Linked DNA regions of Homo sapiens: region 2 is linked to region 1. Evidence: chromatin loops called from intact Hi-C (ENCODE). Cell type or tissue: PC-9. All regions are shown on one strand. Links, peaks and the distances in the headings refer to the core of each region. The heading gives the core; the rest is flanking DNA.

Region 1 (8,342 bases), core at 155-8,154:
ATACTAAACACATATATTTGTAAAATGAAAAATATATAGCAATAACATTTACACTAGCATCTTAAAAATATCCAAAACCTAGGGGGAAATCTATCAAAAGATGTGCAAGAACTTTGCGCAAAACATTACAAAACACTCGAGAGAAATTAAAGAAGACCTGGAGTAAAAGAGAGAAATTCTATGTTAGTGGCTTGGAGCACTCCCTAATTTAAATGTCAGCTCTCTCTAAATGAAGCTATGGATTCAATAAAAGTCTCAGCAGGATTTTTAAAGAACTTAACTAGCATTTTCTAAAGTTTATATGGGATTGCCAAGGTTCCAAACTAGCCAAGACCTTCTTGAAGAAGAAATGGGGTAAGAGGACTTGCTCTACCAGGTATAGAGTCTGCTTATCTTACTGCAGTAATTAAGACTGTCATTTTCATTCAAAGATAGTTAGATGGAAGTGCACGTCACTAGCATTTTCCTGTATCTGGGTATTCCCTCCTTCCAGGCAAATCGCAAACAGCACGTCACAACCTTTTGCAGGTGGGTGGAACTCTGACTGGTTCTGACAAATAGGCTGTAACAAGAAGGGAATGATGGGTGATGCTTTCATTCTGGGTCGATGAAAACCTCATGGACCATTTCCAGTCTCTCTCCCCTGGATGGAGAGTACTTCCAATGGTGCAGACACTTCACCTTGCAAAGGGCGGTTGGCCTGATGCATCTCCTGCATCAGAAGTGAACTGCCAATGGAAAACAAAAATGACTTTAGTGTATTCATCAGTGAGATGTTGGGGTTCTTTGTTACCTGAAACAAAGCACAGCCTGTCTGATCCTGTTCAACTTATAGACAGACCAATAGACTCCAAGAGTGCCCAGAAAGAGATCTACCCATGTATGAACAATTGATTTTTCAACAAAAAGTGAAACTGCAAAGTAGTGGAGAAAGGACAGCCTTGGTCCAACTGAATATTCATTTGAGAGAAAAAAGTAGAACTTGTCTCTACTGCATGCCATACACAGAAATCAATTCTAGGTGGGTTATTAACCTTATTTGAAGGGCAAAACTGTATAAAGCTTTAGAAGAAAATATGAGAGAATTCTTTATGACTCAGGAAATGATTTCCTAAATAAGAAACAAGAATCATTAACCATAAAGGAAAAAATAGTTCAATTGTATTCTATTAAATTTCACAAGAAAAAAAAGTTTTGTTATAAAAGGAAATAACAAAGTGAATACCTAAATTTTAATAATTGTTATCTCTGGGTGATTACAGGCTGAATTTATTTTTCTGATTTTGCTTATCTCTTTTTTCCAATTATTCTCTGACGAATATGGATCTCTTTTGTAATTTAAAAAAAAAGAAAAAGAAAAAACTAGAAAGTTGTTAGTTTTTGTTTATGTTTGTAATTAAGAAGAGGTGGTAATCCCAGCACTTTGGGAGGCCAAGGCGGACGGATCATGAGGTCAAGACCATCCTGGCTAACACGGTGAAACCCTGTCTCCACTAAAAATACAAAAAAAAATAGCTGGGAGTGGTGGCAGGTGCCTGTAGTCCCAGCTACTCGGGAGGCTGAAGCACGAGAATGATGTGAACCCAGGAAGCAGAGCTTGCAGTGAGCTGAGATCGCATCACTGCACTCCAGCCTGGGTGACAGAGCAAGACTCTATCTCAAAAAAAAAAAAAAAAAGAGGCGCTGCAAAGTGAAGATGTGGAATAAGAGTCTTCCAGACTTTACTCTTTCTTGGTTGCTAACCCAAAAGGAAAAAAATCCTAATGGTGGGATTTCAGGCAGTGAGGAAGGCGGATGTAGGTGGGATTTGTTGGTCATTGTGGCCTTTTTCCATTCAGGCACTAGAACACCATCCAGGCATTCTGCTATCCCTTGTTTAAAACCTTTCTGCTGCAGATTCACAATCTCTACTTCTAGAGGGAGATGCCCTTGAGAGGTCTTCTCCCCTCTCCCTTTTCCATTTATAGTCTTCTTTCTTAGATAGAAATACATTTTGACTCAAGTGTCTTTCATAGGGCTTAACAGACCTGGACATGTGGCACCAGTGGCCCTGCCCCACGTGGCTGTCCATCTGGTCTCCCAGTGACAGACACTGGAGCCCTCTCTCTTCCTTTGGTCACACCACGCCAGGACCTTTGTAGAATGTTTATTAGGCACACGTTTGACTCTGAGCAGCTTGAATATAAAGGACTCTTAAGATCTAAAGCGCAAGCAAAGAGACTTATTTTGGCTCTTGGTCTTTATAGTTATATTGGCTCTTATTTATTTCTTAAACATTTATTGGGCACAGGTAGTAAACTCATCATAGACCATGGCTCCTGAAGCCCTGATAATTTAATACCTGATTTCTGGAGTCTGGGGAAACATGGAAGGTGTCCTGTAGGATGAGGCAAATTAGCTGTCAATAGGCAGAAATGGCCAGCCATAGAGAAAAGTGGGCTTTAAATGGGTTTAGATATTCAAAAGTGCCTCATGATGGTCAGAAAGAAGTCTCTGGAGTAAGGATGGGCATTAGTAGCCCCTATACTCATCTCCACCATTAGTCTTTATTGAATACTTACTATGTGCCAGAGACTGCTGGCCAGGTACTTTACATACATCATCTCATTTAATACTCACAGCAATCTTGGAACATATATGATATTATCCCCTTTTGGAAGATGAGGAAATTGAGACTCAGAAAAGGTTAGGTAATTTGCCCAAGGTCACATGGTTAGAAGGGGGTGGTGTTGAGCCAGGAATCCAGTCTGTCAGACTGGAAATCCTTATCTCTTTTTCTGACAGTAACTACTGCTCTGGGCAATGACCGTCATTTGTCTACATCTTCACAAGATATTTCCATTTCCATTTCATGCACTTTTGAGGTAAAACAGGATCATTGATTTATGAAGACTGTTTTTATCTGACATCCATTTCTTCAGGACGACTTTCTGCACTGCAGACATTTGCCCCCTGTGATGATGGGGTCCTTGCTACAACATGCTGTCACAAGGTCTAAATGAGATCGTGCATATAAAACATGTCGCTCAGAGCATGACACAGAGGAGACTCTCAACACACTAGCTTCCATTAGGACTGTCGCTCCCTCGGTCCCAGCACTGCCTGTTCCTCTTTACCTTTGCAGGTAGTGGGGAAAATATACAAGGAGACCTAGATTCTGAGTGTTTCTTGGACACGGGTGCTGGCAGCTTTGTGCAGGAGTATCTCTCAACATCCCTGGAGTCAACATTCTGAATGTCCTGTGTGATGCTGATATCACCAACTCTGTAGACCCTGAGCCTGCTCACTATCACTGAGCCTTCACGTCAAAACAGGAAAATGATGAGAGGTGACTGGTGCTCCGGTAAGAAACTCCGATAAGTTTCTGCATCAGATCCTGTACATGAGAAAAACTGTCATGAAGAGGCAGCACAGCATAGAAGCTAGAAGATCAAATCTGGAATTACGCAAATCAGGGTGTGAATATTGGCTCTGCTCCTTCCAGCTCTGTGACCTGGGGCAAGTTACCTAACCTCTCTGAGTCTCTGTTGCAGCTGTAAAGCAGAAATAGTAATAACTATTTCACAGCTTTATTAGCAAAAGTGCATGATATAGTGATGTTAAGTGCTTAACACAGAGCCTGGTCCACAGGAAACACTAAACAAATGTTTGTTGTTATTATATCGTTGTTAAAAGCAAAAAAAAAAATAAAATAAAATAAAAACCTGCTATGAGACTTGTTTTGCAGATTAATAAGCAATTACTTTAAATGACTTTTCTCCCCAACTAGCTAAGTCTGCTGTTTGATAGGTTTGAACGAATCAGTCAGCTGTTGAAGTCTCACTGAGCGCATGCAGCATGCCCTGGTGTGTATAGATGCAGGGGCTTGGCAGGCCCGGAGGCCAACAGGCTTAACAAGGTGCGCTAGCTGAACACAGCAAGATGAGATGATTGAAAAGTCTACTTGAAATGTTTAAATACAAAGTAACTTGGCAAGGAGATAGAATCAGGACAGCTGACCTGCTCTAGGCCTCAATTTCCCCATCTGCACAAGAAAAGGGCTGGACTTTATGTCGCTTTCTTGCGTCTCTGACCTTTATGAGCGAAAGAGTCTGATTCTGCCAGGACCATTTTAGCTGCCCTATGAGTGCATCTGGCAATTCCTAGTTCTGCATGGTCTGGTAAAACTTGGCATCTGATGCCCCTCTATAAGTCAGAGTTTTGCAGGGCTCATGCAGGCCCACCAGCTAGGGCACATCTCCCCCACCCCCAAGCCTCCTGAGGACACGCCAATTCCAACATCTCCCACCTCCCACCATACGCAATCACAGGAGACATCATTCCAACTGGAGTTCCCAGTCCACGAAGAAAAGAGAGATCTTCTCTAAACAGGGTCCTGTCTGTTTCCAGCATAAACCACCTGAGATGTTCAGAAGGAGAGTTCTTTCTTTCCTCCACAGCTTCGGAAAATCATTCTTTTGCACGTTCAGAGGGGGAAAAGTTGGCAACAAAACTTGACTTTTTACCAGAATGAAAACTTTCTTTGGGGTTAAGGAAACATTGCCATCTGGTGGCATAATATAGAAATAACTGGACAGAGTGATGAGTTTCTAACCCACAAAAGATGAAGTCACACAATTCCAATCAGAAAGAACTAGAAGGGTCCTTAAAGCTTAGATCCAATGCTTTTACTTTACTGAGTAACGGAACTATTGTATAGAGATGGCTTGTGAATTTCAAGACTAGAACTCAGATCTTCTCAACTTTATGTAATTCAGCTGTCTCTCATCTCCACAACTCACTCCACACCCCAACATATACACACCTCATACTTAGGACTGAAATGCTTTAATAATTCAGGCTGGCAGGACCACGATCGTTTTCATCCTGCATGTGCCCTCGTGCTTTTTATCAACATCATGGGAGGCAGAAGAGGGAGATCAGAGGCACTTTCAACTAGCAACCAGCTACAGGGTTTACAAAGATAAGGAGGAGGCCTATCAGAAGCCAGAGGAAGAAAGAATGGATTGATTAGGGAACTGAAACTTCTGTTTCATGTTTCCAGCTCAGGAGGCAGTGGGGCTTGCATTAACTCTCTAAACCAGCAAGAGCTATTTGAGCTAACAGTAGGGGATGCCTTCTGTTTGGGGATTTTGGATCCTGAAGATAGTAAGTTCAGTGACTTGAGTATAAAAACCCTCATTATTTATGCAAAGTGTGAAAATCTATTATTGTGTAAATTGAGCCACGTAATTATAGGCATAGTCATTTCCACCTCTTATATTTGCATATTGCTTTGCAGTTCACTACATGCTTCAACATATTTAAAATTATTTAATCTTTATAAACACCCTATGGTGGGAATTATTACTCATTAGTAATGAGGAAATAGAGGTTTGGAAAAGTTAAGCAACTTTCCTGAAGTCACAGCACTATCAATGGCAGCACTAGGACTTGAAAGAAGGGAGGAAACTTAATATTTAATCTACTCTGGGGCAGGTGAGATACAAAGTGCTTCCAAGGAAGCTATCAGTGGCTTCTCCCCTTGGGGAGTAGCAAAAGATCAATCACTCATTCTTTGTTCTTCCAACTTGACCACTGTAGAGACACCCAGTCTTCCTGCAGCTACCCTATCCAATTGTTATTTGCTTGACTGTAGGACGTACCAAAAAGCCATATGACATTCATGTTAATTTAAATTTGACTTGGAGAAATTTTTCCAAATATTACAATATCCTCTGAGGCACAACAGGACTCAGCCAGCAGTCCACCAGCCTGGGTCCTTGAGGCTGTTCGAAGGGCTTTTCACCCAGTCACCACCTGAACTATTTCCAAATAGCCCTTTTGTAATGCTCTGACAAAGAGGATTCTCTGTGTCTCCTTTCCTGGGTCCTCACCTCTGAGCATCAGGGCCTAAAGCCCAGTCCTCAGACCACTACTCTTTTGGATCTAATCTTTCTATAAGGGGGGTCACCTGGTCTCATGCCTTTAAATGCCATGTGGACACAGATGATTCATATACTGATACCCAGAACCCCAGCCTCTCCCTCTGCACTCCCAACTCATATGTGCAGCTGTCTACTCAACATCTGCATGGCAATATCTAAGGCCCATATCCAAACTCCTGGTTTTCTCCAACCCCTAAGTCATCCTTTCACAACCTCTCCCATCATAGTAAGTGGAAATTCCATTCTTCCAGTTTCTCAGGTCAAAAACTTTGGCATCATCCGTGAGTCCCTCTTTTCCTCTCATGAGCCAATCCATCTGTAAATCCTGTCAGCTCTGCCTTCACAGAATTTTCTACTTCTCATCCTCCATCGCTACCTGGCCACCTTCACCTGGACAACTGCAATAGCCTCTGACCTGGTCTCCTTGTACAGCAACTAGAGTGTTTCAAGACGTAAGTCAGAACATAACACTCTCTTGCTCAAAACCTTCCAAGGGCTTGACATCTTGCCCCGGTTGCTCCATGATCTAGCCCATTCCCCTCTCTAACTTGATCTCCTACCATTCTTCCCCTGTTCCCCCCTCTTTACCATATTGCTGCTTTCTGTCTCACCCACTCAACATGTAAGAAACTAAAGAACAGGGGTTTCATTCCATTCCATGCTGTAACCCAGGGCCTAAACAAAGTCTGGAGCATGGATGAGGCTCAATACATCTTTCCTGAAACACAAACGCCTTTTCCTTCAGCCTGGGTTGTTCCTTGATATCATCGATCCAGAGCCTGATGTAACTGCCTCCTACTGCATTTTCACCGTGGACCTTCTTACACTGTGCCCCGTGGTGAGGGAGTCCTGTGAGCCCCAGGGTCTTCACACCACCTTTCACACTCCCGGCAAGGCTGTGATGGGCATGCCCTCCAGGCTTTTAGCCATCTCTTCAGGGTGCGGTTTCTCAATGACCATGTGATCTTCCCATTGGCAGTTCCAGATAAGTACAAACAGCCGAATGGTGCCAGACAGTAGAGCCAACCAGGAACTGAGAGAACACTGATTCTGCTGATGCACCAGGTGTGCTCAGATGCCAGCCAAGACCACACAATTCAGGGGCTGACAGTTCTAGATAAGCACAAACAACTGAATGATTTATTGATCCCTTTCCCCAAGTCCATATAACATCTGCTTCAGTTACAATTGAGAGGTTTAAATAAGGAATGAAAGTGGAGGGGAAATAAAGAGCTAAAACTAAAAAGATTGAAAAGGAAAAAGTTTTGAGGGGTAATGAGGAGCATCAGGGTACACGCTTGGGTTGGTTGTTTGTCACTGAAGAAGACAGTAACCTTTTGGGGGGAACTAGGAATTCCAAAGACGTTCCTCACACCTGCAATGTTGCCAGACATTCAAACCCTATAACCTTTGGGTCAACAAGACTCCTTTTTTTAAAATGCAAGTGTTTCCAGGCCATTAATCATTTACAGCTTATTACAAATTGTTGCTGGCCATTTGGTATCAACCCTATTGTAGAAATAAGAGTATTGATGGGAAGCAGATGAAAGGGAATGGTACTCTGTGGGACATATGTTTTAAAAGATTAGTTTGGCAAAAAGTGGGGTCCCTGCGTAGCCAGAGGGCCATGAAAAGAACAAAGGATACTTTGGGAAGCAGACAGGCTGAGAAGAAAAAAAAGGATTATCTCCTGGAGACAGGGAAATGGCTGAAAAAAGAAGACAGCTGGGCACCAAAGGAAAGCAATAGTGCCAACTCATGATAACTGATTGTTAAGTTCTCAGAGATTTTGCAAACCACTTGTTAAACCCAGCCATTATTCGAAATTAAAATATAAACTTAAAATTAAATAAATTGTATTTAGAAACAAAGGTAATAAACACTCAAAACTTACCAGTTCTTAATTATGACTACATTTTACTATTGTCTATGCTCTGGAAGTTATTTATAGCCACTGTAGCTATAGAGTGAGAATACTCTATAACGGTGTACTTTACACATCTCTTCCCAACTCTATGTTTTGCTGTGTCATGTTGGTAGATAGAAATTGGCCATGATGGGAGTATTTACACCATGGAAATTGGCAGACACTACAGATCAAGGCTTGATTTATTGTTTTGTTGACCACCCAGACCAAGGCTTGGTAAATCTTATTTTGCAAAAGGCCAGATATTAAATAATTTTGACTTTGCGTCCATTAAATCTCTGTCCAACCTACTCGACTCTGCTTCTGCTATTGTAATACAAAAGCAGCCATATACAATATATAAAACTAGTGGACATGGTTGTGTTCCAGAAAACTTTATGTACGAAAACAGGTCAGGGGACCAGATATGGCCCCTAGACCACAGTTTAATAATCCCCAGTCTAGACTTATAAAAAGTGATGGAGAAATGCTAATAATGCAGGTTAAAT
Region 2 (8,342 bases), core at 85-8,084, 98 kb before region 1:
TGTTGGAAGTTCTGGCCAGGGCAATTAGGCAGGAGAAGGAAATAAAGGGTATTCGATTAGGAAAAGAGGAAGTCAAATTGTCCCTGTTTGCAGATGACATGATTGTATATCTAGAAAACCCCACTGTCTCAGCCCAAAATCTCCTTCAGCTGATAAGCAACTTCAGCAAAGTCTCAGAAAACAAAATCAATGGACAAAAATCACAAGCATTCTTATACACCAGCAACAGAGAAACAGAGAGCCAAATCATGAGTGAACTCCCATTCACAACTGCTTCAAAGAGAATAAAATACCTAGGAATCCAATTTACAAGGGATGTGAAGGACCTCTTCAAGGAGAACTACAAACCACTGCTCAAGGAAATAAAAGAGGATACAAACAAATGGAAGAACATTCCATGCTCATGGGTAGGAAGAATCAATATCGTGAAAATGGCCATACTGCCCAAGGTAATTTACAGATTCAATGCCATCCCCATCAAGTTACCAATGCCTTTCTTCACAGAATTGGAAAAAACTACTTTAAAGTTCATATGGAACCAAAAAAGAGCCCGCATCGCCAAGTCAATCCTAAGCCAAAAGAACAAAGCTGGAGGCATCACGCTACCTGACTTCAAACTATACTACAAGGCTACAGTAAACAAAACAGCATGGTACTGGTACCAAAACAGAGATATAGACCAATGGAACAGAACAGAGCCCTCAGAAATAATGCCGCATATCTACAACTATCTGATCTTTGACAAACCTGAGAAAAGCAAGCAATGGGGAAAGGATTCCCTATTTAATAAATGGTGCTGGGAAAACTGGCTAGCCATATGTAGAAAGCTGAAACTGGATCCCTTCCTTACACCTTATACAAAAATCAATTCAAGATGGATTAAAGACTTAAACGTTAGACCTAAAACCATAAAAACTCTAGAAGAAAACCTAGGCATTGCCATTCAGGACATAGGCATGGGCAAGGACTTCATGTCTGAAACACCAAAAGCAATGGCAACAAAAGACAAAATTGACAAATGGGATCTAGTTAAACTAAAGAGCTTCTGCACAGCAAAACAAACTACCATCAGAGTGAACAGGCAACCTACAAAATGGGAGAAAATTTTCGCAACCTACTCATCTGACAAAGGGCTAATATCCAGAATCTACAATGAACTCAAACAAATTTACAAGAAAAAAACAAACAACCCCATCAAAAAGTGGGCAAAGGACATGAACAGACACTTCTCAAAAGAAGACATTTATGCAGCCAAAAAACACATGAAAAAATGCTCATCATCACTGGCCATCAGAGAAACGCAAATCAAAACCACAATGAGATACCATCTCACACCAGTTAGAATGGCAATCATTAAAAAGTCAGGAAACAACAGGTGCTGGAGAGGATGTGGAGAAATAGGAACACTTTTACACTGTTGGTGGGACTGTAAACTAGTTCAACCATTGTGGAAGTCAGTGTGGCGATTCCTCAGGGATCTAGAACTAGAAATACCATTTGACCCAGCCATCCCATTACTGGGTATATACCCAAAGGACTATAAATCATGCTGCTGTAAAGACACATGGACACATATGTTTATTGTGGCATTATTCACAATAGCAAAGACTTGGAACCAACCCAAATGTCCAACAATGATAGACTGGATTAAGAAAATGTGGCACATATACACCATGGAATACTATGCAGCCATAAAAAATGATGAGTTCATGTCCTTTGTAGGGACATGGATGAAATTGGAAAACATCATTCTCAGTAAACTATCGCCAAGAACAAAAAATCAAACACCGCATATTCTCACTCATAGGTGGGAATTGAACAATGAGATCACATGGACACAGGAAGGGGAATATCACACTCTGGGGACTGTTGTGGGGTGGGGGGAGGGGGGAGGGATAGCATTGGGAGATATACCTAATGCTAGATGACGAGTTAGTGGGTGCAGTGCACCAGCATGGCACATGTATACATATGTAACTAACCTGCACAATGTGCACATGTACCCTAAAACTTAAAGTATAATTAAAAAAAAAAAAAGACTACAGATTGGGGCAGTGTACACCGCTCGGATGATGGGCGCATCAAAATCTCACAAATCACCACTAAAGAGCTTACTCATGTAACTAAACACCACCTGTTCACCAATAACCTATGGAAATAAAAAATTTAAATAAATACATTAAACTTCCAAACACCCCATCTCCAAATACGATCACATTAAGGGTTAAAGCTTCAACATACGAAACTGGGTAGGGAACTGGGTAGGGAGTGGGGCACAGAATTCAGTTTATAGCATCCCCCAGGTCAGAAATAAATAAATAAATATAAACAGGCAATTCACAGGAAAGAAAACCTGAGAAGACAATAAATATATGAAAATGTGCTCAAACTCATTAATATCTGCAGAATGCAAATTATAACACTAATGAGAAAACATTTCACATCCATCAAATTTATGAAAATTCAAAAGTTTGGCAATGCCAAGTGTTGGTAAGGATATGCTGGTAGGAGGGTAAATTAATACTATTACTTTGAAAAACAATTTGGCATTATCTAGGAACTCTGAAGATGCTCATACTCTCTCCAAAATAGTGTTTTAGAGAAACTCTAACTCTTGTGCATGAGGAAACATGTGTAATAATGTCCATTGCAGCTGTTTTCCTGGGAGCAAACATTTGGAAATGATTTAAATATCTATCAATAGAAATGAATAAATTTCAATATATTTTCTGGAATGGAATATGTTTAATGGAACACTTAAAATAAATGTGGAAAACTTCAAATTGAGAGAACAACAAATACTAATATTGATAAAACACACACTGCAGAATGATACAGACATAGGACCATTCAGATAAAATCTTAAAATGTGCAAAATTTTGCTATTTACAGTTTAGGGATGCATACATAGATAGTAAAAGTATAAAATAAGCATGAGTACTCAGAAGAGAAGCAGAAGAATAGGACCGGCGCAATGGTACCCTGTGGTCTCCAATTGTATCTTTCATTGTAACTCTGTTTCCCAAAAAGAAAGAAAAACTCTATATATTTTCTATGTTTGAAATATTTCACAATTATTTTAAAATCTAAAAGGAAAACTAAAATTAAAGTTTTAACAGATTTCTTTTCCTTTTTCATCGTTGTGGTTGTTCAGAAAGGCCAATTCATTTTTTTCTGAATATAAAATAATTAGGCTTTCTTTTTATCTGAATATTGTGTGACTGTGTGTGTGTGTGTGTGTGTGTGTGTGTGTGTGGTGTAGCACTTAATTCTTTAGTAATAACAATGAAAGTTAGCGTAATTGGAAAATTTGTTTCTCCATCAATCATTTAGAATGTTTGGTGGAAAAGTGATTTTTCTGGACTATGCAGATAACTATCTCATCAAGGCCTTGACATGTGTGGACATGACCTCACCCATGGTGGTTTCCAGGATTTGGATGGGAACCAGTTTCCGCCTATTTCACCACCTCAGGAGAAATGCGAGGTATTCTTCCCGGGGGCACCCAGTCAGCGCTGCATCTACCCGAGAGTCCCTGCCCAGCCATGCAATCATTTCTGAAACTAATGAGATCAGCAGCTTTTCACGAAACCATGAGTCATACCTATTGGTGAGGCTTTCCAGGCTTGAGGAGTGCCTTGAAGTGCCGGCTTCACCAGATGTTCTGGCATCACCAATCCTTCCCCTAATTCTGAGTGCCACATCTGACCCACTGCCAACGGTCACAAGGTCGCCAGCGGCCAAAAATCACCTTGGGCTTCAGGTAAGGACCTGTAAAATCAAGGCAATACCAACTAAAATTCCAGCTGGATTGTTTTCAAGGAACTTGATCATCTAAAATTTATATTGGTTCACAAATTACCAAGACAACATTAACTTTAAGACATATTAGAGACTGATAATGAAAACAGTGTGGTAATGTTTCAAAAACAAATTAGCCAACAGAAGAGAAAAAATTAGTGTCGGACAAATAGATAATAGATTACGCATTCATTGAGAGACACTTTGTTTAATAAATATTGAGAAACTAGAAAACTGAAATTAATGAAATCCTCATTGAACTCCTTAAACAAGGATAGATTCTAGATTAATTAAAGGCCTAAATGTGAGCTATAAAACTAAAATAATTAGAAGAAAATGTAGAATATTTTTGTGACCTAGGGGCTTGTGGCAGGGAAAGAGAGAGCATCAATAAAACTTCCAGAGCACAAACCCAATGGCAATGAAAAAAAACCCTTGAAAGATTTGACTATAACAAAACTGTGGATTTTTGTTCATTGAAGGACATCATGAAAAAAAAATAGGGGAATGACAGTATTTAAAAGGAAAGTGAGAGAGCACCTCAGAAGATATTTGTAATCTCTAAAACCAATATCTAAAATATTCAAACAAATTCAATAAATTTCCCCAAATACAATAGCCCCAATAAGAAAATAGAGGGTATGAAAAGACAATTTGAAGAAGAGGAAACACAGAAGATTACTTAGTATATTAAAGTCATTCAAAATTACTAGTAGTCAGAGGAAAGCTGTTTTTAAATGTAATGTTTTCAATTGATAAATAAAAAGTATATATATGTATGGTGTACAAAATGATGTTTTGAAATATGTATAGATTTGTGGAATGGCTAAACTCAGCTAGTTACCATATATTAGCTCCACATACCATTTTTTGTGGTAAGAACACTTAAAATCCACTCTCTTAGCAATTTTCAAGTACACAATACATTGTTATTAACTATAGTCACCGTGTTTAGAGAAAAGTAATTTAAAACAAGGAGATATCACTTTCTACCTTCTGAACCAACAACAATCCCAAGCTGGACAGTGGAAGTGTTGATGAGGATGAGATGCCACAAGAAAGTTCATTACTGTGGGTGGGAGTTAGGACCCAAAGATTCCAGGTGTACATCCCAACGAATTCTTTACCCAACCCCACAGGAGACCATGTACAACAAACACATTAAACAGAATGGTCACCCATGGTAAGAGGCATGGAAACTGGAGTGAGTAGGAAAATAAAAGACAGTACATAAACATGTAAAATTTAAAAAGAAATGCTTCAGGGCCTAATAATAATTATGTTTCATAAATTGTGGAGTGTGATCACCTCTGCAGCTGAGAATATTCTTGCCCTGTAAGTGCTCATTATCTCATGGAGAAAAATATACTACACATGTCAAATAAATTTTATATATATATATTATATATATATATATATCTCATATATATAAGGAATTATGGTGTCTGGTAAAGAGATGTCCAATATACAGATGTTTGTAGTAAGCCAGGCAAACTGTGATAAAAAAGCCATAACACAGAGTGTATTACAACATAATGTAGAGTGACCAACATCTACTTTTGCAAAGACTGAACTCATTATAATTCTTCCTCTGGGGGTATGTTAATGGCACAGTTTACACAATGGAAAAATCTAGGCATAAATTGTCTGAGACAATGCATCCTAGATGCATCTGTACAGATTTATGGAAATGCATTAAGAGTACCTAGTTTTTTGCAATTTTCATCAGCAAATTGAACCACACATTGATAATGAGAGATAGCACTTTGAACACATCGCCTATTGTCTGTAATATCAATAAAACATTTGTTATATATATTTTTCTATGTTTCTAGCCTTTATGAACACCCTGTAGAAGAGCACAGTACCCAGAGAAAATAAATAATTCCTATGTTCTTTTTCCCTCCATCTCTAGAGTTTCTCACCCACCATGTTTTAATGCTTGCTCCTACCTTATTTATATAGTGAATATATTGAAATAAAAGAAATGCCACGAATAGGAGAACAATCAAGCCCATCATTTTTCCCACTTGAAAGAAAATTATATGGTCATTAAAAATAACATTAAAGTAGAAGAAGACTGAGAGCACTAAGGAGGAGATGAGGCATCTTGGCCAGGAATACAGACAGATTTAAGAGCAGAGCTCAGGTTTTCCCTGGTGAGTCATTTGGTTGGTATCCTCAATGCTTTATCCCAACTGCATACCTCTACCAATCCTTTGGGAATTCCAAATGGCCATTGACAATAGCAGGTCACGCATGGAGAAAAAAAAGAAAATAAAATATGTTTTCAAAACTGATTGGGTAAAGGCATAGAGATTTGTAGAGGTATAAAAAGTAATCCTAGATTAATACAACTAAGTTTCATTTATGCTAAGGTGCCATTAATTGTAAGATCCTCCATATTTCATGTATCATTAAGTAAGAAAAAACACTTTCAATTAAACTATCACATAATATCATCCTTGAAAAAATAGTAATACATGTTTAGCAGCCTGGCAAGCCTGGATTTACATCCCAACTGTTCCACTTTTAGCTGTGTGGCTGTGAACAAATGAACTAACTTTTCTAAGCCTCAGTGTTAGCCTTTGTAATATAAAAACAGTAATAGTACCTACTAATTTATGTGGAGATTAAATGGGATAGTGGATCTCATATAGTGTTTAGCATGGTGTCTAGCACATACTGATTATCAATACTTAAAATATATTAGCTATTTTAATATTAAAGTTTATAGTAATATGCAAAGTGCTTAGGGTATAATGATAATGAAAAGACAGGATACAAAATTATGCTGTAATTTAATCTCAACTACGTTTTAAAAAAGTAATGCATAGAACAAGGGCTGGAAAGAAATATACAAAATTGTTAGCACATATGTTAAGACATAAAATATATACTTGAGAGGTAAAACTATCGATATTTTTCTATTTTATATTTATTTTTTTCTCGTTTCCTAACTTCTCTATAATATTAATTTTAATGAGAAATATGTATTTTTATGACTTACTCCTAGATCCTTCTTTTATACCCAAATACCACTATTGAATGAGTAAACTAATGCACCCCACTGTAAGGTAAATAAATGTGCCTGTAAAACATCCATCCTACCACTTCTCATTCCAGCCCAAGGACAGATCTCTCTCACAGAGTCCTACCTGAGAGTCCCTCTCAACACATTAGTTTAGCTCTTTCCTTCTTTTGAAATAGTATGATGGGTGAAGCCTATCCCTGATCACATCAGTTATTTTTTCCCAGGATATTTACATGTTAATAATGATCAAAACTTTAAGCAAAAGACAAAAAACTCAAGGTAGAATTCTAAGTGGCCCATATTTGGGAAAGGAGATTTAGAAGGAGAGGTTTTTCAATCCCAACAACTTCATTTTCCTTTACCAAAAGATTGTAAGATTAATGACAGGGTACCATGTCTTAAGCTTATGGTGAAAGTCCAGATTTTCCTAAATAGTCAATAATGTTAAATACTCTACCGCTTGTGCTGGTCAGGAAACATGTTCCAACCTTGGTTTTGCCTCCAGGCTCCCTGAACTCATCTCTTTTTATATTCCAGGCACCTGGCTCTCAACACACTCTAAATCAATTGATTGTCAAATGATTGATTGCTCCTAGCCCAAAAGAGACTTCTTTCTTTCCAAGCAAAGCCATGATTCCCCTTGCTCTCAGACCTCATTCCTCACCTCCTTAATCTACCTTAACAGAATGGCACAGTGCAGGTGGCTGACAAGTGAACTAATTTTCTCAGGCATGTCCTAAGAACCAGTTTCCAGGGAGACAGAATGCGTGGTCAGTACCATGCCATGCCCATGCTTTGGAAAGCCACTGGAAATGACTGGTAGGTGAGTCATGTAGCTTTGTCACTGTGTTTGTTTACAGGGACCAAAGCTATATTTGTGTTTAAGCATGAAAATTAAAGAATCCATCTCAGGAAATAACCAGAGGCTCATATTACTGCAAAGTACCTGCAAAATGTGCTGTGTTGGCTGCAGGTGGAGGTATTCGGGCCTTTGAAACTCCACTAGAAGATAGCAGGCATCTGTTCCCCCATAATGGGTAGTTTACAAAGGGATGTTTACCTATGAAAAGGCCGAAGCAAAGAGGAGATTGTGTCCTTCCACATACTCAGAAGGAGGGATGGGAGGCGGCTCTAGGACAGCCTTTCAAATTGTTGGTTGATGTGGTGGAGAACATGTTTCAGAAAACTTGCATTCAAGTTCCGCTTCTGTCACTTAATGGCCATGAGATCTTGGGTGAGCCTCAACCTGCCTGAGCCTAAGTTTTCATCATTTATAAAACAGGGACAATAATTATAGCATGTTGAGATGAATAATTGAGACAACTTACATTGAGCTCCTGATATGTAGTAGATGCTCACTAAATGTTTCATTCCTTATTCATTTTCTTTCCGTTTTTCCAGGTGTAGAAATGTAGGCTTAGAGAGACACTACGATTCCCCCAAAGGTATCACACATCAATGAATGGTGAATGACAGTCATCCTTTCTCTGTCTGAAAGTGAAAAACC

The links. Peaks named below come from ENCODE experiments on the same cell type or tissue, not always from the same donor. Only the 100,000 strongest peaks of a DNase experiment are listed, where the experiment ranks them.
Region 2: it touches region 1 in a loop (4-fold over the local background); 2 of 110 quality-filtered maps call a loop at or near these places.

Annotation. Positions count from the first base shown.
Region 1 is chr11:34,582,616-34,590,957 of GRCh38, reverse strand. No RefSeq gene overlaps it. Among named protein-coding and RNA genes, the nearest start is that of LINC02707, 16 kb to the right of the region's middle. In PC-9, for the core only: CTCF peaks have their summits at 4,346 and 4,545 (motif pointing left); a DNase peak (open chromatin) is centred at 4,557; H3K27ac peaks cover 870 bases.
Region 2 is chr11:34,680,660-34,689,001 of GRCh38, reverse strand. It overlaps the pseudogene NDUFB8P3. Among named protein-coding and RNA genes, the nearest start is that of EHF, 64 kb to the right of the region's middle. RefSeq lists enhancers at 3,443-3,612, 3,083-4,282, 7,638-8,342. In PC-9, for the core only: no CTCF peak of the experiment used is centred there; DNase peaks (open chromatin) are centred at 3,531 and 7,631; H3K27ac peaks cover 5,412 bases.